2 separate regions of the Homo sapiens genome follow, and region 1 is linked to region 2. Evidence: chromatin loops called from intact Hi-C (ENCODE). Cell type or tissue: PC-9. All regions are shown on one strand. Links, peaks and the distances in the headings refer to the core of each region. The heading gives the core; the rest is flanking DNA.

The links. Peaks named below come from ENCODE experiments on the same cell type or tissue, not always from the same donor. Only the 100,000 strongest peaks of a DNase experiment are listed, where the experiment ranks them.
Region 1: it touches region 2 in a loop (10-fold over the local background); 3 of 110 quality-filtered maps call a loop at or near these places.

What each region holds. Positions count from the first base shown.
Region 1 is chr19:42,893,081-42,903,511 of GRCh38, reverse strand. PSG6 (pregnancy specific beta-1-glycoprotein 6) reads left to right here. Exons shown (of 6, transcript NM_001031850.4): 6 at 1,066-1,426. The coding sequence ends at 1,100. Among named protein-coding and RNA genes, the nearest start is that of PSG1, 19 kb to the right of the region's middle. In PC-9, for the core only: no CTCF peak of the experiment used is centred there; DNase peaks (open chromatin) are centred at 4,623 and 5,621; H3K27ac peaks cover 2,767 bases.
Region 2 is chr19:42,826,268-42,836,698 of GRCh38, reverse strand. It overlaps PSG8-AS1 (PSG8 antisense RNA 1), which reads right to left. Exons shown (of 4, transcript NR_036584.1): 4 at 9,821-10,266. Among named protein-coding and RNA genes, the nearest start is that of PSG8-AS1, 9.6 kb to the right of the region's middle. In PC-9, for the core only: a CTCF peak has its summit at 5,282; DNase peaks (open chromatin) are centred at 3,468, 3,738, 4,228 and 5,208; H3K27ac peaks cover 3,691 bases.

The DNA.
Region 1 (10,431 bases), core at 799-8,798, 67 kb before region 2:
AATCAACTTTTGGTTTCAGTAATTTCCTCTATTCTGTTTCCATTCTCCATTTTATTTATATCCACCCTAATACTTATTATTTCCCTCATTCACTGTGCTTGGGTTTAGTTTGTTCTTCTTTCGTATCCTGAAGTATTAAAGTAGGTTGTTGACCTGAGCTCTTTCTTCTTTTTTAATGTAAGAGTTTACAGTTATAAATTTCTTGCACAAGACTCAACTTCTCTGAACCCCTGATTCCTCACCTGAAAATTGCAATAAGAGTACTTTCTTCATACCATTCTTTTAAAGGTTTAATGCAGTCAATGAAACAAGATGCCACACAAAGAGGAACCAATGTCAGCTGCTATATTACTACCATCATCATTAGCCTTGAGGTCAAATAGTCCTAGAATCAAATCTCAGATCCACCTGTCACTAGCCATATGACACCAGGAAAGTTTTTACACCATGCTAAGCTTCTGTCTTTTCATCAGCAAAATGGAAATAATGCCTACCTGACAGGGTTATTGTGTGGATTAAATGAGATACAGGTAAAGTATTGAGCACAGGGCCTGGCACATAGAAAGTGCACCTCAACAGTACCTACCTTTTTCCATAGATATGAAAAAAGCGGTAACACATAAAACACTAGGACATGGTTACTGACTAATTGTGGGAGAGAAAGAAAAAAAGCTAAGTGCAAAGAATCAAGTCTGGTATGTTAGTTTTTACCAACTGAGATGCATCCAAGATGGGATTAGACATACAAGATAATTTATCAGGGAAGACACCTGTGAGGGAATGTGGGGCAGGCATGAAGGTAGTATGGGAGAACCCACAGACCGCTATGCAGAGCTGATTCCTGTGAAAAAGAAAGAGAAAGAAGTTTTAGGTACCAATGCAGTTCTAAGAGTTTTTGCAAGGCTGATGAGGAATCCTCCAACCAGTCACCCATTGGAGTTAAAGAGAGCCTCGGAGAACTAGACTTGCTTTCACACCCTTGCTGGGAGCCTGTGGGAAAGAAGCTTTCTCTGTAAAGGAGGTAGTGAATTTGAAATGCGCTGACCTGGGCCTTCTGTCAATCAGGTCCCTGCCATGGAAACCAGACAGAGTCTCATTAATGGCTGCCACAATAGAGACACTGAGAAAAAGAACAGGTTGATACCTTCATGAAATTCAAGACAAAGAAGAAAAAAACTCAATGTTATTGGACTAAATAATCAAAAGGATAATGTTTTCATAATTTTTTATTGGAAAATGTGCTGATTCTTGGAATGTTTTATTCTCCAGATTTATGAACTTTTTTTCTTCAGCAATTGGTAAAGTATACTTTTGTAAACAAAAATTGAAACATTTGCTTTTGCTCTCTATCTGAGTGCCCCAGAATTGGGAAACTATTCATGAGTATTCATAGGTTTATGGTAATAAAGTTATTTGCACAAGTTCAGTAAGAATCTGCTCTCTTTATAACAGGACACATTTGAAAACATTGGTTATATTACCAAAGCTTTTACTGGGATGTTATATTTGATAATATACCTAGAATAAACCCATAGGGAAAGCAGGCAAAGTCTGAAGTTGGTCTTGGTTTAGTTTCCTAGTCTCAAGAGGTTTTTGGAAGTTTCATCTGAGATTCTTATTAAAAACTTCTAGCAAAGGGACGTTTAAAAAGAGCCTCTATGGTCCACGGCTACTCTTGCCGCACTTAGGTAAAAAATCTGGGCAAGTTCGGTGAGACTCAACCTATTTTGCAAACAAATTCATCCTACTGGAATTATCTTTGGTAAAATTAGAGACTCCTATAGAGAGAAAAACTAGTTGAAAAGAAAAACTGTAGTACACCTGTTACCAGATTGAACCACTACTGTTCATTATCTTTGAGTATTTATAATCCACTGGTAGACTGGACTGGACCCTGAATTCTTTTAGTTCTTCCAATTCAATTTTCTCCAATGAAATCATTAAGAACAAGAGCAGCTCTGTTCCTGAAGCCATATAAGCTGGAGGTGGACAACTCAATGTAAATTTCATGGGAAAACCCTCGTGTCTGAGGTGTGGGCCACTAAAAGCTCACCAAATGTTCAACACCATAACTTAGAGACACTCAAACTGCAAACCACGACAACAAGTTGATGACTTTACACTGTGGACAGCTTTTCTCAAGATGTCAGAACAAGACTATCAATCATGATGAGACTCTTACCTCTCTTAATTTCTCCTTGCTTATGCCTGTCTCCTTTGCTTCCCAGAATAATGCTGTACTTAGGATTTCACAAGAAGTAGCTTCTGAGAGTAAGTTAACAGTGTCAGATATATCATGTCAACCACACTTCATTTATTTTTTAAGATGGAGTTTCACTCTTGTTGCCCATGCTGGAGTGCAATGGGACAATCTTGGCTCAATACAACCTCCGCCCCCTGGGTTCAAGTGATTCTCCTGCCTCAGCCTCCCAAGTAGCTGGGATAACAGGCATGCACCATCATGCCCAGCTAATTTTGTATTTTCAGTAGAGACAGGGTTCCTCCATGTTGGTCAGGCTGGTCTCGAACTCCCGACATCAGGTGATCCACACGCCTCAGCCTCCCAAAGTACTGGGATTACAGGCATGAGCCACCGCACCCAGCCAACACATTTTTACATAACAAGACATCCTTTAAAGCTCCTGATTATTGTAAGTACAAAATTGCATGAAGGATTGTGTAAAGAAAAATGCCAGGTTGGACTGCCAGAATGAGCCAACAGCACGTGATGTGCTTCCCCCTGCAGAGAGCCTATGAATGGATGGGCAGTCAGGGAGGTTTCACATTACCAAGATTCCTATCCCAGAAAAGCAGATGTCTGTAGCTCTGGGAAAGGAATGTGACCCTTATGGAGAGCCTATAAATGACCCTAAATCCCTCACTAAACTACCCCCACTCTCACTAAACTTAATAATAAATGCTGGTGTATCCAGTGCATTGGCAGCATCGCAGGACCAGAAGGCGGTGACACCCCTGGACACAGCTTTCCCTATCTTGTGTGTGTCCTTTATTTCTCAACTTGCCGATCTGCCTGGGAACAAAGAAAGAGCCCTGTTGCATTGCAGGTTGCTGGCCAGATCCCACAATATAGTCCCAGCTACTTGGGATGCTGAGGCATCTGTAGAGGGAGAGCTGCCCCAAATCATAAATCACAAATAAAAACCAATTACATCTATAACTAAATCAGTTGTAATTTTGTCTTATCACACATGTTCACAGCAAGCAATGGCCAGTGGAGTCTCTCAGACTGCATCATTCTCACCCTGACCCTCCTGCCTTGCTCTTTCACTTACAAGGACCCCTATGATGACACTGGGAGCCATCCAGATAAGCCAGAATAAGCTTTCCATCTCAAGATACTCAACCTCATCACCTTTGAACAGTGTTTTTGCCAAGAAAAGTAAATGCATGTGTTCCAAGAGTTAGGATGTGGATTTTTTTTTTTTTTGAGACAGTTTCACTCATGTTGCCCCGGCTGGAGTGCAGTGGGACAATCTAGGCTCACTGCAATCTCCGCCTCCCAGGTTCATATGATTCTCCTGCCTCAGCCTCCCAAGTAGCTGGCATTAAAGTTGCCCGCCACCACGCCCAGCTAATTTTTGCATTTTTAGTAGAAACGGGGTTTCACCTCGTTGGCCAGGCTGGTCTTGAACTCCTGACCTCGTGATCCACCCGTATCAGCCTCCCAAAGTGGTGGGATGACAGGCGTGAGCCCCTGCACCCGGCCCGGATGTGGACATTTTTAAGAGGCCATTATTCTGCCTCATACGGGTCACTTTCATAAACATCACCCACAACAAAAATGTTTTGCCTTCCTTCCATGTCTCACTTTTCTGTCTGCACAAACCACAGTGAAACACACTAGCTCTGCTATGAAGTGGCTGGATGACCCTGGGCCACTCATTTGACTTCCCTCAGCCTCTTTCCTCATCTGCAGTGTAAGGCTGACTCTTACTGCATCAGAAAATGACAGTGGAAGAGTAAATTAACATGTGTAAGACATTAGTCACAGAGCCTGGTACCTGATGAGCCCTTGGTAAACATTCCTTTCAGTCCTTTCCTTTCACCTTCCCATTTTTCTTGCCCTCACCCATCTTCTCCTTCAACTCCTTTCTCTTCAGTAACTTACTCAGTCTAACCTGACAATTAAAGAAGCCACACTAACCATTCTCTCATGACTCTGCTGGAATGTTCTTGTGATGCGGTCTGCTATCCACTCAAGGCAGGAGGTATTATTTATATAGAGAGGTCTGTTTGCAACAAGAAATCCTTTTTCTGTTCACAAAAATTTATACACAATTTCTCTTAACTTACATGTAGCAGTCTCAATTCTACCCTGTTATTTCATTCATGTACTTCATTATTTTATTCTTCAGTCTTTCTGCTTACACCTTAAAAATTAGGATAGCACAAAAACAAAAATAATGGCCTGGGCCAGAAGAGGGGATTCCTTTAGCAAGATGAATGCTTTCCTTTTTCAAGATGAATGAATGCTATGTGCAAGGCAGCCCTGAAGCCCATTTCTGGGTTTGGCTTACATCAAAGCCATTTGACTCTAGAACACATTCTTAGATTCCCAGGAGATAATGATTGTCACGGAAGACACACCCACTCTGAGTATTCCTACTGTTGGGTAAAGGAATGTTTGCAGAATGTTGTGCATTCTGTTTACTCCTCCTAAATTCTTCCACTCCTGGAAGTTAAGCTTCCCTACTAATCAGCTTCATCTCCAGCTGGCCTGCCTGGACCCTGACCAGAAAATATCTCCCCACTCTGGATGGCCAGGGTGATACCTTTGTATATTCCCATAATTATAATAGCTCACACTGATGCAGCACTCACTATGCACCAGGCACTATCCTAAGAGCTTTTCAGGTAACTATAGTGCTCACCAAAAAATCCCAAGAGCCACAATCCCCATTTTTACAGATTAAAAAAAAAAACTGAGGCAGAGAATTATATACCCACTGTCACTTAAATCCATAATTCAACCTCAACCTCCAATTCTTCTGGTAAGAGGACACGCTAAGATGTACAAGGTCTCCTGAATGACATCCTCCTTCAAAAATGATTTTTGTCCCATTTACTTTCAGGATTTGACAAACAGCCAGCATTTTGTTTTCTGTCTCACCCTTCACTTATGCATCTGTTCCCTAAAACTACACTCACAACTGCACAGCCCTGCATAAAAGCTAGCTTTTAGAAACCCCAATCTCTTTTGGAAAAAAGAAAGGCCAGCTTCCAAGTCTCAGAAAACATCATTTTTTATTCTATTGTCAACTATTTACACGGCCATTCTCTGGCCATAAACGAGTGCACTAGAAACAGAAAGAGTAATGAGAAGAAAGTAGGAGGGGGGTGAGTTTCTAGATAGACACACAGGGAAAAGATTATGAATCCAGAAAAATTCATAAAATGCACCCAGGGTGTGTGGCTTTGAGCAATGACAGCCCCACCTGCCACTTTCCATGTTCACTTCTTACTTCCTTCTCAACCTGCCCCTCCTGGTCTTGCTTTCTTAGACCAATACAAACAACCTGGGAGCTGGGGTCAGATCAGAGCACACAGCACTGAGTGGTAGGGTTGGGAAAGACAGAAAGGAAGACGAGTGTTTGACTCATGAAGACCTGACTCACCTTACACATCACCTAGGCAGGCAACAGATTACTGAAGGGCTTTGCAGGACTCATGGTGGTTATCCAGAATGACTGACTGAGGCAAGGGTCTTGATAAATTGAGATTTATTGAGCCAGAACTTGAAAGTACACCCTGGGAATACATGAGTTGCAAAAAAACCTCTGTGGCTTGTGTTTTCTCTGAAGAGGTTTCAGGAGGCTTAGTATTTATACATTTGATTAAAGGGATAAGGCATGTCGGAAGAGATGGTGTGGGCAGAAAAACAATTCATCTAATCTTGTCTTTCTTCTTTGCCTCAGAAAATAAATATTATCAGAATGAGAGTTAAAATACTTCAGTTTTAGGAGCTAGATTTTGACTGCTCACTTAAAGTTACAATTGGCATGTCTTTCTTTTACAAAGAAATATACATCTTGAAAGGTTTTGAAGCCAAGAAAAAACAATTTGTTCAGGGAATCATCTGGAGATGCCCGAGATCTTTGGCTTTCCTGCTTACCCCATTCTTTTCCTTTCCTTTTTTTTTTTCTTTTAGAGACACAACCTTGCTCTGTCACCAAGACTGGAGTGTACTCACTACAGCCTTGAACTCCTGGGCTGAAGTGGTCCTCCCGCCTTAGCCTCCCAAGTATCTGAGACTGTAGGCATGCATCACTGCACCTGGCTAATTTGATTTATTTTATGTTTGGTAGAGACATGGTCTCCCTTTGTTGCTCAGGCTGGTCTTAAACTCCTGGTTTCAAGTGATCCTCCTGCCTTGGACTCTCAAACTGCTGGGATTACAGGTCTGTGTCAGCACACCTGGTCCCTCGATTCTTCAAAAGCTTTCAGAGAAAGCATTGTAGAAGACATGACTTTGTGACTGTATGTTTCATCTGATCCTACATCACTAGGAAGGCTCATTCTTAAGAAGTCATGCCCCGTGGAAAAGGGGATGAAGACAAATCAGAAAAAGGCAAAGGGAAGTCACAGCAACAAAGGGACAGTATAATCCTGGAACTTTATTAAAGTCACACAACTGCTGCTTCAATTAGAGCAATTCGTTTGGCAAACATCACTCTAACCCTATAGACTAGGTTTTCTAGAGTTTCTGAAGCATCTTCTAATTGCAATGGCAATCTGACACATTTTTCTGAATTGCAGTCTGAATCCAGCGTTCATGTGTACCTTTTGTATAGTACACATCAGCAGGCACAAAGGTTGTTTATATATAAGTTGCTATGATTTCTCCAGAAGTTTACATAAGTCATCGAGTTTCAGCTTGCAAGGTTTAACCTATCCATCTGACAAAAGGCTAATATCCAAAATCTACAAGAAACTTAAACAAATTTACAAGAAAAAAAAAAGCCCATCAAAAAGTGGGAGAAGCACATGAACAGACACTTCTCAAAATAGGACATTTTTGTGACCAACAAACATACAAAAAAAAGCTCATCATCACTGGTCATTAGAGAAATGCAAATCAAAACCACAATGAGATACTGTCTCATGCTAGTTAGAATGGTGACCATTAAAAGGTCAGGAAACAACAGATGCTGGAGAGGATGTGGAGAAATAGGAACGCTTTTACACTGTTGGTAGGAATGTAAATTAGTTCAACCATTGTGAAAGACAGTGTGGCGATTCCTCAAGGATGTAGAACAAGAAATATCATTTGACCCAGTGATCCCATTACTGGGTATATACCCAAAGATTATAGATCATTCTACTGTAAAGACACATGCACACATATGTTTATTGCAGCACTATTCACAATAGCAAAGACTTGGAACCAACCCAAATGCCTATCAATGATAGACTGGATAAAGAAAATATGGTACATATACACCATGGAATTCAATGCAGCCATAAAAAAGGATGAGTTCATGTCCTTTGCAGGGACATGGATGAAACTGGAAATGACCATTCTCAGCAAACTAACACAGGAACAGAAAACCAAACACTGCATGTTCTTACTTATAAGTGGGAGTTGAACAATGAGAACACATGGACACAGGGAGGGGAACATCACACACTGGGGCCTGTTGAGGGGTGGGGGACTAGGGGAGGGATAGCATTAGGAGAAATACCTAAGGTAGATGATGGGTTAATGGGTGCAGCAAAACACCATGACACATGTATACCTATGTAACAAACCTGCAGGTTCTGTGCATGTATCCCAGAACTTAAAAGCGTAATAAAAAAATGATAAAAATTTAAAAAGCACAGTTTTAATTTATAATATACCAAAATGGAAGAAAATTCTGAAACCATTAGTTTTGAAATTTGTAGCCAGGAAAAAATTTAGGATTCAGCCCAAATTGTAGGTAAATAACAAAATTCAAAAAAAAAAATGAACAGATCTAAAATTTAATAACTGTTGTTCTGTTGTTTTTTTCTAAAAATAATTTTCCCCCTCCTGTCTCCCATTTTTATGAAATAGAAATCATATGGGACAAATGTATTTCCAAAATAACTTTTAGTCTTCTACCTGGATTGTTTACATGAAGTGCAGCAAGAATGTAGATTCAAGGCCTCTATGAATACATATATTTTATATATATGTATAAATATAAGAATATGTATATTCTATCATGTAGAATGGCACTAAAGTATATTAATGGCAGCAAATCTGTACAAGTCTGCAGCAGCCTCAATTCTTGCTTCTTCAGAAGAAAGAATTAAACTAAGTGTCATAAGGCAGAAGAAGAGACTTAGGCAAATTTTAGAGCAAGAGTGAAAGTTCATTTAAAAGCTTTAGAGCAGAAATTAAAGAAAGTAAAGTACACTGAAAACAGGGCCAAACAGGTGATGAGATTTCAAGTGTGCAGTTTGACCTTTGACTTAGGCATTTGTATGTTGGCATAATTCTGGGGTCTGCATCTCTTCTCCCCTGATTCTTCCCTTAAAGTGGGCTGTCTGTATATGCAGTGGCTCACCAGCACTTAAGAAGGGAGCCTGTGTAGTGTGTTTCCTGGAGTACAGTTGGAAAACAGAGACCAAAATAAAAGCTATGTATGGAAATAAAATTGGTCTCCTTATAAAATCCTGTTATAAATTTCTATCATTTTTGTGTTACCTTGGCATCTACTTTTAATCTTCCTTGAACACACCCAAATTCTTCTGTGTGTGTGTGTGTGTGTGTGTGTGTGTGTGTGTGTGTGTGCTTTGAGATGTAAATTTACTACCTACTCTCTCTAAAACTCAGCAAGGGCTTCCTCAGATAAATGTTAATTTTTATATTTACAATAGCACAATTTAAATCCAGTTTTTTTTTTTTAACAGGGAGTTTTATAGGTTCATGCATAAAGTTTTAAAATCAAAAATCTGAAGTATTTCTGTCGCACTCTATCTTTATGTGCACATGTATATGTTCTATGCTGTATCGCCTATCACATATGTATATGTCCATACCTATGTTTATATATTGTTTATACATGGTATCAAAATTAATGTAAAAATAAATGAGTACTCATCAATTAAGTAAACAGTCCCAAATGCTTTTCAACACATGTGATTTTAATAATCTTCAATAAGGGAAGAACACCTCCAATGAGCATGCATACCCATCTGCAGCCTCCTTAAAAAAATTTATCAGGCCGGCCGCGGTGGCTCACGCCCGTAGTCCCAGCACTTTGGGAGGCCGACGCGGGCAGATCACAAGGTCAGGAGATCGAGACCATCCTGGCTAACATGGTGAAACCCCGTCTCTACTAAAAATACAAAAAAAATTAGCCAGGCCTGGTGGCAGGCGCCTGTAATCCCAGCTACTCAGGAGGCTGAGGCAGGAGAATGGCGTGAATCCAGGAGGCGGAGGTTGCAGTGAGCCGAGATCACACCACTGCACTCCAGCCTGGGCAACAGGGAAAGACTCCATCTCAGAAAAAGAAAAAAAAAATTATCAGCCAAGAATTTTGTATCCAGCAAAACTAAAGTTCATAAATAAAGGAAAGATAACAGTCTTTTTCAGACAAACAAATGCTCAGAGAATTTGCCACTACCAAGCCAGCACTACAATAACTGCTAAAAGGAGCTCCAAATCTTGAAACAAATCCTGGAAACACATCAGAACAGAACCTCTTTGAGCGTGAATCTCACAGGACCTATAAAACAAAAATACAATAAATAAATGAATAAAACCAAGGTATTCAGGCAACAAATAGCAGGATGAATGGAACAGTACCTCAAATCTCAATACTAACATTGAATATAAGTGGTCTAAATGCTCCACTTAAAAGATACAGAATTGCAGAATTGATAATAATTCACCAAGCAAGTATCTGCTGCCCTCAAGAGACTCCCCTAACCATAAAGTGTCACATAAACTTAAGGTAAAAGGGTAGAAAAAGACGCCCCATGCAAATGGCCACAAAAGTGAGCAGGAGTAACTATTCTTATAACAAAAAAACTAACTTTAAAGCAACAGCACTTAAAAAAGACAAAGAGGAACATTATATAATAATAAAAGGACTTGTCCAACAGGAAAATATCACAGTCCTAAATAAACATGCACCTAACACTGGAGCTCCCAAATTTATATAGCCATTACTACTAGACCTAAGAAATGAGATAGACAGTAACACAATAATTGTGAGGGACTTCATTACTCCACTGACAGCACTAGACGGGTCATCAAGACAGAAAGTCAAGGAAGAAACAATGGATTTAAACTATGCCCTAGAGCAAATAGACTTAAGAGATATTTACAGAATATTCTACCCAACAACCACAAAATATACATTCTATTCATCAGCACATGGAACTTTCTTCAAGATAGGCCATATGATAGGCCACAAAACAAGTCTCAATAAATTTAAG
Region 2 (10,431 bases), core at 1,452-9,451:
ATTTTGCAAACAAATTCATCCTACTGGAATTATCTTTGGTAAAAATAGAGACTCCTATAGACAGAAAAACTATGTTGAAAAGCAGAACTGTAGTACACCTGTTACCAGATTGAACCACTGTTCATTATCTTTGAGTATTTATAATCCACTGGTAGACTGGACTGGACCCTGAATTCTTTTAGTTCTTCCAATTCAATTTTCTCCAATGAAATAATTAAGAACAAGAGTGGCTCTGTTCCTGAAGCCATATAAGCTGGAGATGGACAACTCAATGTAAATTTCATGAGAAAACTCTCATGTCTGAGGTGTGGGCCGCTAAGAACTCACCAAATGTTCAACACCATAACTTAGAGACACTCAAACTGCAAACCAAGACAACAAGTTGATGACTTTACACTGTGGACAGTTTTCTCAAGATGTCAGAACAAGACTATCAATCATGATGGGAATCTTACCTCTCTTAATTTGTCCTTGCTTATGCCTGTCGCCTTTGCTTCCCAGAATAATGCTGTACTTAGGATTTCACAAGAAGTAGCTTCTGAGAGTAAGTTAACAGTGTCAGATATATCATGTCAACCACACTTTTATTTTATAAGATGGAGTTTCGCTCTTGTTGCCCATGCTGGAGTGCAATGGCACATTCTTGGGTCACTGCAACCTCCACCTCCTGGGTTCAAGTGATTCTCCTGCTTCAGCCTCCTGAGTAGCTGGGATTACAGGCATGCATGACCACACCCAGCTAATTTTGTATTTTCAGTAGAGACGGGGTTTCTCCATGTTGGTCAGGCTGGTCTTGAACTCCCGACCTCAGGGGACCCACATGCCTCAGCCTCCCAAAATGCTGGGATTACAGGCGTGAGCCACCGCACCTGGCCCACACATTTTTACATACCAAGAGATCCTTTAGTCCACCCAAAGGCTGACATTAGCTGCATCTGTAACACAATGTTTTCCTCAAATGTATGGAGTTTTTTTTAGGCTTCCACTTCTATACTTGCCTATTCTCGCTCCCTGTTTTAATTTAACATAGACATGCAATGCTAGATAATAGAATTGCTCTCTATCAGCTGAACAGAGGGGAGCCTGTGCAGTTTCTGACGCTTCTTGTTGCACATGGATAAATACATTGGGTATTACAGACTCAGTTGTAAAAATCATTAAATGTGCTGCCTAGTTAAAATGACTAGACTCTTCTGGCTTCTTCTTTGATCTATCCTATTGTAGTTGGTTTGCATCTTGCCTAAGGTGCATATTCCAAACTCTTGATATTTTCCTCCTGATAGTCATACTGGTAGTCTCCCTCGTGTGGTGCAATCTACAGATGTTTTCACTGGTGTGCAGCCATTCTTCAAATATCAAATGGTTTCTCTTGTGCTGGAATTACAAAAACTCAAAGAAATGTGTTAATTATTGGCGAGGCACAGTGGCTCACATCTGTAATCCCAGAACTTTGGGAGGCCAAGGCAGGCAGATCACAAGGTCAGGAGTTCGAGATCAGCCTGGTCAATATGGTGAAACCCTGTCTCTACTAAAAATACAAAAATTAGCCGGGCATGGTGGCGCGCACCTGTAGTCCTGTAGGGAGAAGCCCTGAAACTATTGCTACAGAACAAATGATGAAATGCTCCTGATTATTGTAAATATAAAAGAGCATGCAGGATTGTGTAAATACAATGCCAGGTTGGGCTGCCAGAATGAGCCTACAGCACATGATGTGCTTCTGTTACATGGATGGGAGATAGAATTATGAGTTTAGAACATAGATTACAAATGCAACCTGATTGGAATACTTCTGATTTTTGTATAACTCCATTCCAACATAATGAGTCTGTTCACAACTGGGAATCAGTAAAATGCCATTTACAAGGAAGTGAAGATAATTTAAGTTTAGACTTAAGCAAGCTAAAAGAACAGATTTTTGAAGCTTCTCAAGCACACTTAACTGCTTTACCCAGTGCTGAAGTTTTAGACAGTATCTCTGAGGGGTTATCTAATCTCAACCCCATTCAATAGGTAAAATCTTTGGGAGGATCCACTATCGTTAATTTTGTTCTGTGTATAATTTGTGCTATTGGTTTATTGTTCATGTGTAAAATTGGAAAAAAATATTCTTCAATCCAATCGTGATCAGTGCCAAGCTATGATTGCTATGGTTCATTTAAATTGGAGAAAAGGGGGAGATGTAGGGAGACCCCCTGAAACTATTGCTATGGAATAAAAGATGAAATGCTCCTGATTATTGTAAATACGAAATTGCATGCAGGATTGTGTAAAGACAAATGCCAGGTTGGACTGCCAGAATGAGCCAACAGCACGTGATGTGCTTCCCCCTGCAGAGAGCCTATGAACGGACATGCAGTCAGGGAGGTTTCACATTACCAAGATTCCTATCCCAGAAAAGCAGATGTCCATAGCTCTGGGAATGGAATGCGACCCTTGTGGAGAGCCTATAAATGGCCCTAAATCTCTCACTAACCTACCCCCACTCTCACTAAACTTAATAATAAATGCTGGTATATCCAGTGCATTGGCAGCATCGCAGGACCAGAAGGCGGTGACCCCTCTGGACCCAGCTTTCACTATCTTGTGTGTGTCTTTTATTTCTCAACCTGCCGATCTGCCTGAGAACAAAGAAAGAGCCCCATTGCATTGCAGGCTGCAGGCCAGATCCCGCAATATAGTCCCAGCTACTTGGGATGCTGAGGCATCTGTAGAGGGAGAGCTGCCCCAAATCATAAATCACAAATAAAAGCCAATTACATCTATAACTAAATTAGTTATAATTTTGTCTTATCACACATGTTCACAGGAAGCAATGGCCAGTGGAGTCTCTCAGACTGCATCATTCTCACCCTGAGCCTCCTGCCTTGCTCTTTCACTTACAAGGACCCTTATGATGAAACTGGGAGCCACCCAGATAAGCCAGAATAAGCTTTCCTTCTCAAGATACTCAACTTCATCACCTTTGAACAGTGTTTTTGCCAAGAAAAGTAAATGCATGTGTTCCAAGAGTTAGGATGTAGATTTTTTTTTTTTTTTTTTTTTTTGAGACAGAGTTTCACTCATGTTGCCCTGGCTGGAGTGCAGTGGGACAATCTAGGCTCACTGCAATCTCCGCCTCCCAGGTTCAAATGATTCTCCTGCCTCAGCCTCCCAAGTAGCTGGCATTACAGGCATGCGCCCCCACGCCCAGCTAATTTTTGCATTTTTAGTAGAAACGGGGTTTCACCATGTCGGCCAGGCTGGTCTCGAACTCCTGACCTCGTGATCCACCCGTATCAGCCTCCCAAAGTGCTGGGATGACAGGCGTGAGCCCCTGCATCCAGCCCGGATGTGGACATGTTTAAGAGGCCATTATTCTGCCTCATAAGGGTCACTTTCATAAACATCACCCACAACAAAAATGTTTTGCCTTCCTTCCATGTCTCACTTTTCTGTCGGCACAAACCACAGTGAAACACACTAGCTCTGCTATGAAGTGGCTGGATGACCCTGTGCCACTCATTTGACCTCCCTCAGCCTCTTTCCTCATCTGCAGTGTAAGGCTGACTCTTACTGCATCAGAAAATGACAGTGGAAGAGTAAATTAACATGTGTAAGACATTAGTCACAGAGCCTGGTACCTGATGAGCCCTTGGTAAACATTCCTTTCAGTCCTTTCCTTTCACCTTCCCATTTTTCTTGCCCGCACCCATCTTCTCCTTCAACTCCTTTCTCTTCAGTAACTTACTCAGTCTAACCTGCCAATTAAAGAAGCCACACTAACCATTCTCTCATGACTCTGCTGGAATGTTCTTGTGATGCGGTCTGCTATCCACTCGAGGCAATAGGTATTATTTATATGGAGAGGTCTGTTTGCAACAAGAAATCCTTTTTCTGTTCACACAAAATTTATACACAATTTCTCTTAACTTACACGTACCAGTCTCAATTCTACCCTGTTATTTCATACACGTACTTTATTATTTTATTCTTCAGTCTTTCTCCTTATACCTTAAAAATTAGGATAGTACTAAAACAAAAATAATGGCCTGGGCCAGAAAAGGGGATTCCTTTAGCAAGATGAATGCTTTCCTTTTTCAAGATGAATGAATGCTATGTGCCAGGCAGCCCTGAAGCCCATTTCTGGGTTTGGCTTACATCAAAGCCATTTGACTCTAGGACACATTTTTAGATTCCCAGGAGATAATGATTGTCACGGAAGACACACCCACTCTGAGTATTCCTACTGTTGGGTAAAGGAATGTTTACAGAATGTTGTGCATTCTGTTTACTCCTCCTAAATTCTTCCACTCCTGGAAGTTAAGCGTCCCCACTAATCAGCTTCATCTCCAGCTGGCCTGCCTGGACTCTGACCAGAAAATATCTCCCCACTCTGGATGGCCAGGGTGGCACCTTTGTCTATTCCCATAATTATAATAGCTCACACTGATGCAGCATTCACTATGTACCAGGCACTATCCTGAGAGCTTTCCAGTTAACTACGGTCCTCACCAAAAAATCCCAAGTACCACAATCCCCATTTTTACAGATTAAAAAAAAAAAAAAAACTGAGGCAGAGAAGTATGTACCCACTGTCACCTAACTCCATAATTCAACCTCATCCTCCACTTCATCTGATAAGAGGACACTCTAAGATTTACAAGGTCTCCTGAATGACATCCTTCTTCAAAAATGATTTTTGTCCCATTCACTTTCAGGATTTGACAAACAGCCAGCATTTTGTTTTCTATCTCACCCTTCACTTATGCACCTGTTCCATAAAACTACACTCACAACTGCACAGCCCTGCATAAAAGCTAGCTTTTAGAAACCTCAATCTCTTTTGGAAAAAACAAAGGCCAGCTACCAAGTCTCACAAAACGTCATTGTTTATTCTATTGTCAACTATTTGCATGGCCATTCTCTGGACATAAACAAGTGCACTAGAAACAGAAAATGTAATGAGAAGAAAGTAGGAGGAGGGTGAGTTTCTAGATAGACACACAGGGAAAAGATTTTGAATCCAGAAAAATTCATACAATGCACCCAGTGTGTGTGGCTTTGAGCAATGACAGCTCTACCTGCCACTTTCCACTGCTGTTGGCCTCTTACTTCCTTCTCAACCTGCCCCTCCTGGTCTTGCTTTCTTAGACCTATACAAACAACCTGGGAACTGGGGTCAGATCAGAGCACACAGCACTGAGTGGTAGGGTTGGGAAAGACAGAAAAGGAAGACAAGTGTTTGGCTCATGAAGATATGACTCATCTAGGTACACATCACCTAGGCAGGCAATAGATTACTGAAGGGCTTTGCAGGACTCCTGGTGGTTATCCAGAATGACTGACTGAGGCAAGAGTCTTGACCAGTTGAGTTTTATTGAGCCAGAGCCTGATAGTGCACCCTGGGAATACATGAGTTGCAAAAAACCTCTGTGGTTTGTGTTTTCTCTGAAGAGGTTTCAGGAGGCTTAGTATTTATACATTTGATTAAAGGGGAGAAGGCAGGTTGGAAGAGATGGAGTGGGCAGAGAAACAATTGATCTAATCTTGTCTTTCTTCTTTGCCTCAGAAAATAAATATTATCAGAATGAGAGTTAAAATACTTCGGTTTTAGGAGCTGGATTTGGATTGCTCACTTAAAGTTACAATTGGCATGTCCTTCTTTTACAAAGAAATATACATCTTGAAAGGTTTTGAAGCCAAGAAAAAACAATTTGTTCAGGGAATCATCTGGAGATGCCCGAGATCTTTGGCTTTCCTGTTTACCCCGTTCCTTTCCTTTCCTTTTTTTTTTTTTTTTTCTTCTTTTAGAGACACAACCTTGCTCTGTCACCAAGACTGGAGTGTACTCACTGCAGCCTTGAACTCCTGGGCTGAAGCAGTCCTCCCACCTTAGCCTCCCAAGTATCTGAGACTATAGGCATGCACCACTGCACCTGGCTAATTTGATTTGTTTTATGTTTTGTAGAGACGTGGTCTCCCTTTGTAGCTCAGGCTGGTCTTAAACTCCTGGTTTCAAGTGATCCTCCTGCCTTAGAGTCTCAAACTGCTGGGATTACAGGCCTCTGCCAGCACACCTGGCCCCCCAATTCTTCAAAAGCTTTCAGATAAAGCATCATAGAAGACATGACTTTGTGACTGTATGTTTCATCTCATCCTACATCACTAGGAAGGCTCATTCTTAAGAAGTCATGCCCCATGGAAAAGGGGATGAAGACAAATCAGAAAAGGGCAAAGGGAAGTCACAGCAAAAAAGGGACAGTATAATCCTGGAACCTTATTAAAGTCACACAACAGCTGCTTCAATTAGAGCAATTCGTTTGGCAAACATCACTCTAACCCTATAGACTAGGTTTTCTAGAGTTTCTGAAGCATCTTCCAATTGCAATGGCAATGTGACACATTTTTCTGAATTGCAGTCTGAATACAGTGTTCATGTGTACCTTTTGTGTAGTCCACACATCAGCAGGCACAAAGGTTGTTTATATATAAGTTGCTATGATTTATCCAGAAGTTTACATAAGTCGTCGAGTTTCAGCTTGCAAGTTTTAATCTATCCATCTGACAAAAGGCTAATATCCAGAATCTACAAGAAACTTAAACAAATATACAAGAAAAAAAACAAATAAGCCAATCAAAAATGGGTGAAGCAGATGAACAGATACTTCTCAAAATAAGACATTTATGTGAGCAACAAACATAGGAAAAAAAGCTCATCATCATTGGTCATTAGAGAAATGCAAATCAAAACCACAGTGAGATACCATCTCATGCCAGTTAGAATGGTGATCATTATAAGGTCAGGAAACAACAGATGCTAGAGAGGATGTGGAGAAATAGGAATGCTTTTACACCGTTCGTGGGAGTGTAAATTAGTTCAACCATTGTGAAAGACAGTGTGGCGATTCCTCAAGGATCTAGAACAAGAAATATCATTTGACCCAGTAATCCCATTACTGGGTATATACCCAAAGGATTATAGATCATTCTACCATAAAGACACATGCACACATATGTTTATTGTGGCACTATTCACAATAGCAAAGACTTGGAACCAACCCAAATGCCTATCAATGATAGACTGGATAAAGAAAATGTGGTACATATACACCATGGAATTCAATACAGGCATAAAAAGGGATGAGTTCATATCTTTGCAGGGACATGGATGAAGCTGGAAACCACCATTCTCAGCAAACTAACACAGGAACAGAAAACCAAACACCGCATGTTCTCACTCAAAAGTGGGAGTTGAACAATGAGAACACATGGACACAGGGAGGGGAATATCACACACTGGGGCCTGTTGAGGGGTGGGGGACTAGGGGAGGGATAGCATTAGGAGAAATACCTAAGGTAGATGATGGGTTAATGGGTGCAGCAAAACACCATGACACATGTATACCTATGTAACAAACCTGCAGGTTCTGCACATGTATCCCAGAACTTAAAAGTGTAATTAAAAAAAGATAAAAATTTAAAAAGCACAGTTTTAATTTATAATATACCAAAATGGAAGAAAAATGGAAGAAAATTCTGAAACCATTAGTTTTGAAATTTGTAGCCAGGAAAAAATTTAGGATTCAGTCCAAATTGTAGGTAAATAACAAAATTTAAAAAAAATGAACAGATCTAAAATGTAATAACCATTTTTCTGTTGTTTCCTTCTGAAAAATAATTTTCCCCCTCCTGTCTCCCATTTTTATGAAATAGAAATCATATGGGACCAATATATTTCCAAAATAAGTTTTAGTCTTATACCTGGATTGTTTACATAAAGTGCAGCAAGAATGTAGATTCAAGGCCTCTATGAATACATAAATTTTATATATATATATATATATAAATATAAGAATATATATATTCTATCATGTAGAATGGCACTAAACTATATTAATGGCAGCAAATCTGTACAAGTCTGTAGCAGCCTCAATTCTTGCTTCTTCAGAAGAAAGAATTCAACTAAGTGTCATAAGGCAGAAGAAGAGACTTAGGCAAATTTTAGAGCAGGAGTGAAAGTTTATTTAAAAGCTTTAGAGCAGAAATTAAAGAAAGTAAAGCACACTTAAAACAGGGCCAAACAGGTGATGAGATTTCAAGTGTGTGGTTTGACCTTTGACTTAGGCTTTTGTATGTTGGCATAATTCTGGGGTCTGCATCTCTTCTCCCCTGATTCTTCCCTTAAAGTGGGCTGTCTGCATGTGCAGTGGCCCACCAGCACTTAAGAAGGGAGCCTGTGTAGTGTGTTTCCTGGAGTAAAGTTGGAAAACAGAGACCAAAATAAAAGCTATGTATGGAAATAAAATTGGTCTCCTTATAAAATCCTGTTATAAATTTCTATCATTTTTGTGTTACCTTGGCATCTACTTTTAATCTTCCTTGAACACACCCAAACTCCTTCTCTCTGTGTGTGTGTGTGTGTGTGTGTGTGTGTTTGTGTGTGCTTTGAGATGTAAATTTACTACCTACTTTCTCTAAAACTCAGCAAGGGCTTCCTCAGATAAATGTTAACTTTTTCTATTTACAAAAGCACAACTTAAATCCAGCTATTTTTTTTAACAGTGAGTTTTATGTGTTCATGCATAAAGTTTTAAAATCAAAAATCTGAAGTATTTCTGTCTCCCTCTATCTTTATGTGCACAAGTATATGTTCTATGCTGTATCACATATCACATATGTATATGTCCATACCTATGTTTATATATTGTTTATACATGGTATCAAATTAATGTAAAAATAAATGGGTACTCATCAATTAAGTAAATAATACCAAATGCTTTTCAACACATGTGATTTTAGTAATCTTCAATAAGGGAAGAACACCTCAAATGAGCATGCATACCCACCTGCAGCCTCCTTAAAAAAAAATTATCAGGCCAGGCACGGTGGCTCACACTTGTAGTCCCAGCACTTTGGGAGGCCAAGACGGGTGGATCACAAGGTCAGGAGATCAAGACCATCCTGGCTAACATGGTGAAACCCTGTCTCTACTAAAAATACAAAAAAAATTAGCCGGGCCTGGTGGCAGGCGCCTGTAGTCCCAGCTACTCGGGAGGCTGAGGCAGGAGAATGGCGTGAATCCAGGAGGCGAAGGTTGCAATGAGCCCAGATCGCACCACTGCACTCCAGCCTGGGTGACGGAACAAGACTCCATCTCAGAAAAAAAAAAAAAAAATTATCAGCCAAGAATTTTGTATCCAGCAAAACTAAAGTTCATAAATAAAGGAAAGATAACAGTCTTTTTCAGACAAACAAATGCTCAGAGAATTTGCCACTACCAAGCCAGCACTACAATAACTGCTAAAAGGAGCTCCAAATCTTGAAGCAAGTCCTGGATACACATCAAAACAGAACCTCTTTGAGCATGAATCTCACAGGACGTATAAAACACAAATACAATAAATAAATGAATAAAACCAAGGTATTCAGGCAACAAATAGCAGGATGAATGGAACAGTACCTCACATCTCAATACTAACATTGAATGTAAGTGGCCTAAATGCTCCACTTAAAAGACACAGAATTGCAGAATTGATAATAGTTCACCAAGCAAGTATCTGCTGCCCTCAAGAGACTCCCCTAACCATAAAGTGTCACATGAACTTAAGGTAAAAGGGTAGAAAAAGACACCCCATGCAAATGGCCACAAAAGTGAGCAGGAGTAACTATTCTTATATCAAAAAAACTAACTTTAAAGCAACAGCAGTTAAAAAAGACAAAGAGGGACATTACATAATAATGGAACAGGGAGTGGCATTTGATGCTTGGTGTCATCCTAACCCCCACAGTCCCTGTAGTAGTTTGCTAGGGCTGCCATGACAAAATACTGCAGAGGAGTAGATAAGCAACAGGAGTTTATTGTATCACAGTTCTAGAAGCTAGAAGTCCATGAACTTTCCTCCTCTGTAAGAGGTTACAGTGCTTCCCATGAGCTCATATATATGGCAGAGGGAGATACAGAAGGAGCAGGTGCCACGGGAGTCTGATTCACCCATTGGGTCACTGGTGCCCTGGGACCTGCTTGAGCCTGACCCCATACACAGCTCTCCCTGGGATGCTGGAGGCTGCTGTGCACGCCCCAGGTAACTCAGATGTCACCAGGACACGATGTGCCACTCAGGTCCTAAAGCCCTTGGTGTCCTATGGTCAGGTATTCCAATTCCACTAAGCCCAGGGATAAGCCAAGAGCTGCTTCCTGAATGAAGAGTTACCTGCAGGAGGAGGCGTGGTCTTTCTCTAGAACGTCCAGTTCTGCACGGTGAATCTTTTGGAGCTTGTGAAAGCCTGCATAAAATAATACACTGCATTTGGAACATAGATGCTCTTACATTCATTAATTTCTTTTTTTTTTTTTTTTTGGTTGAGATGGAGTTTCACTCTGTCATCCAGGATGGAGTGCAGTGGTGCCATCTTGGCTCACTGCAACCTCCACCTCCTGGGTTCAAGCGA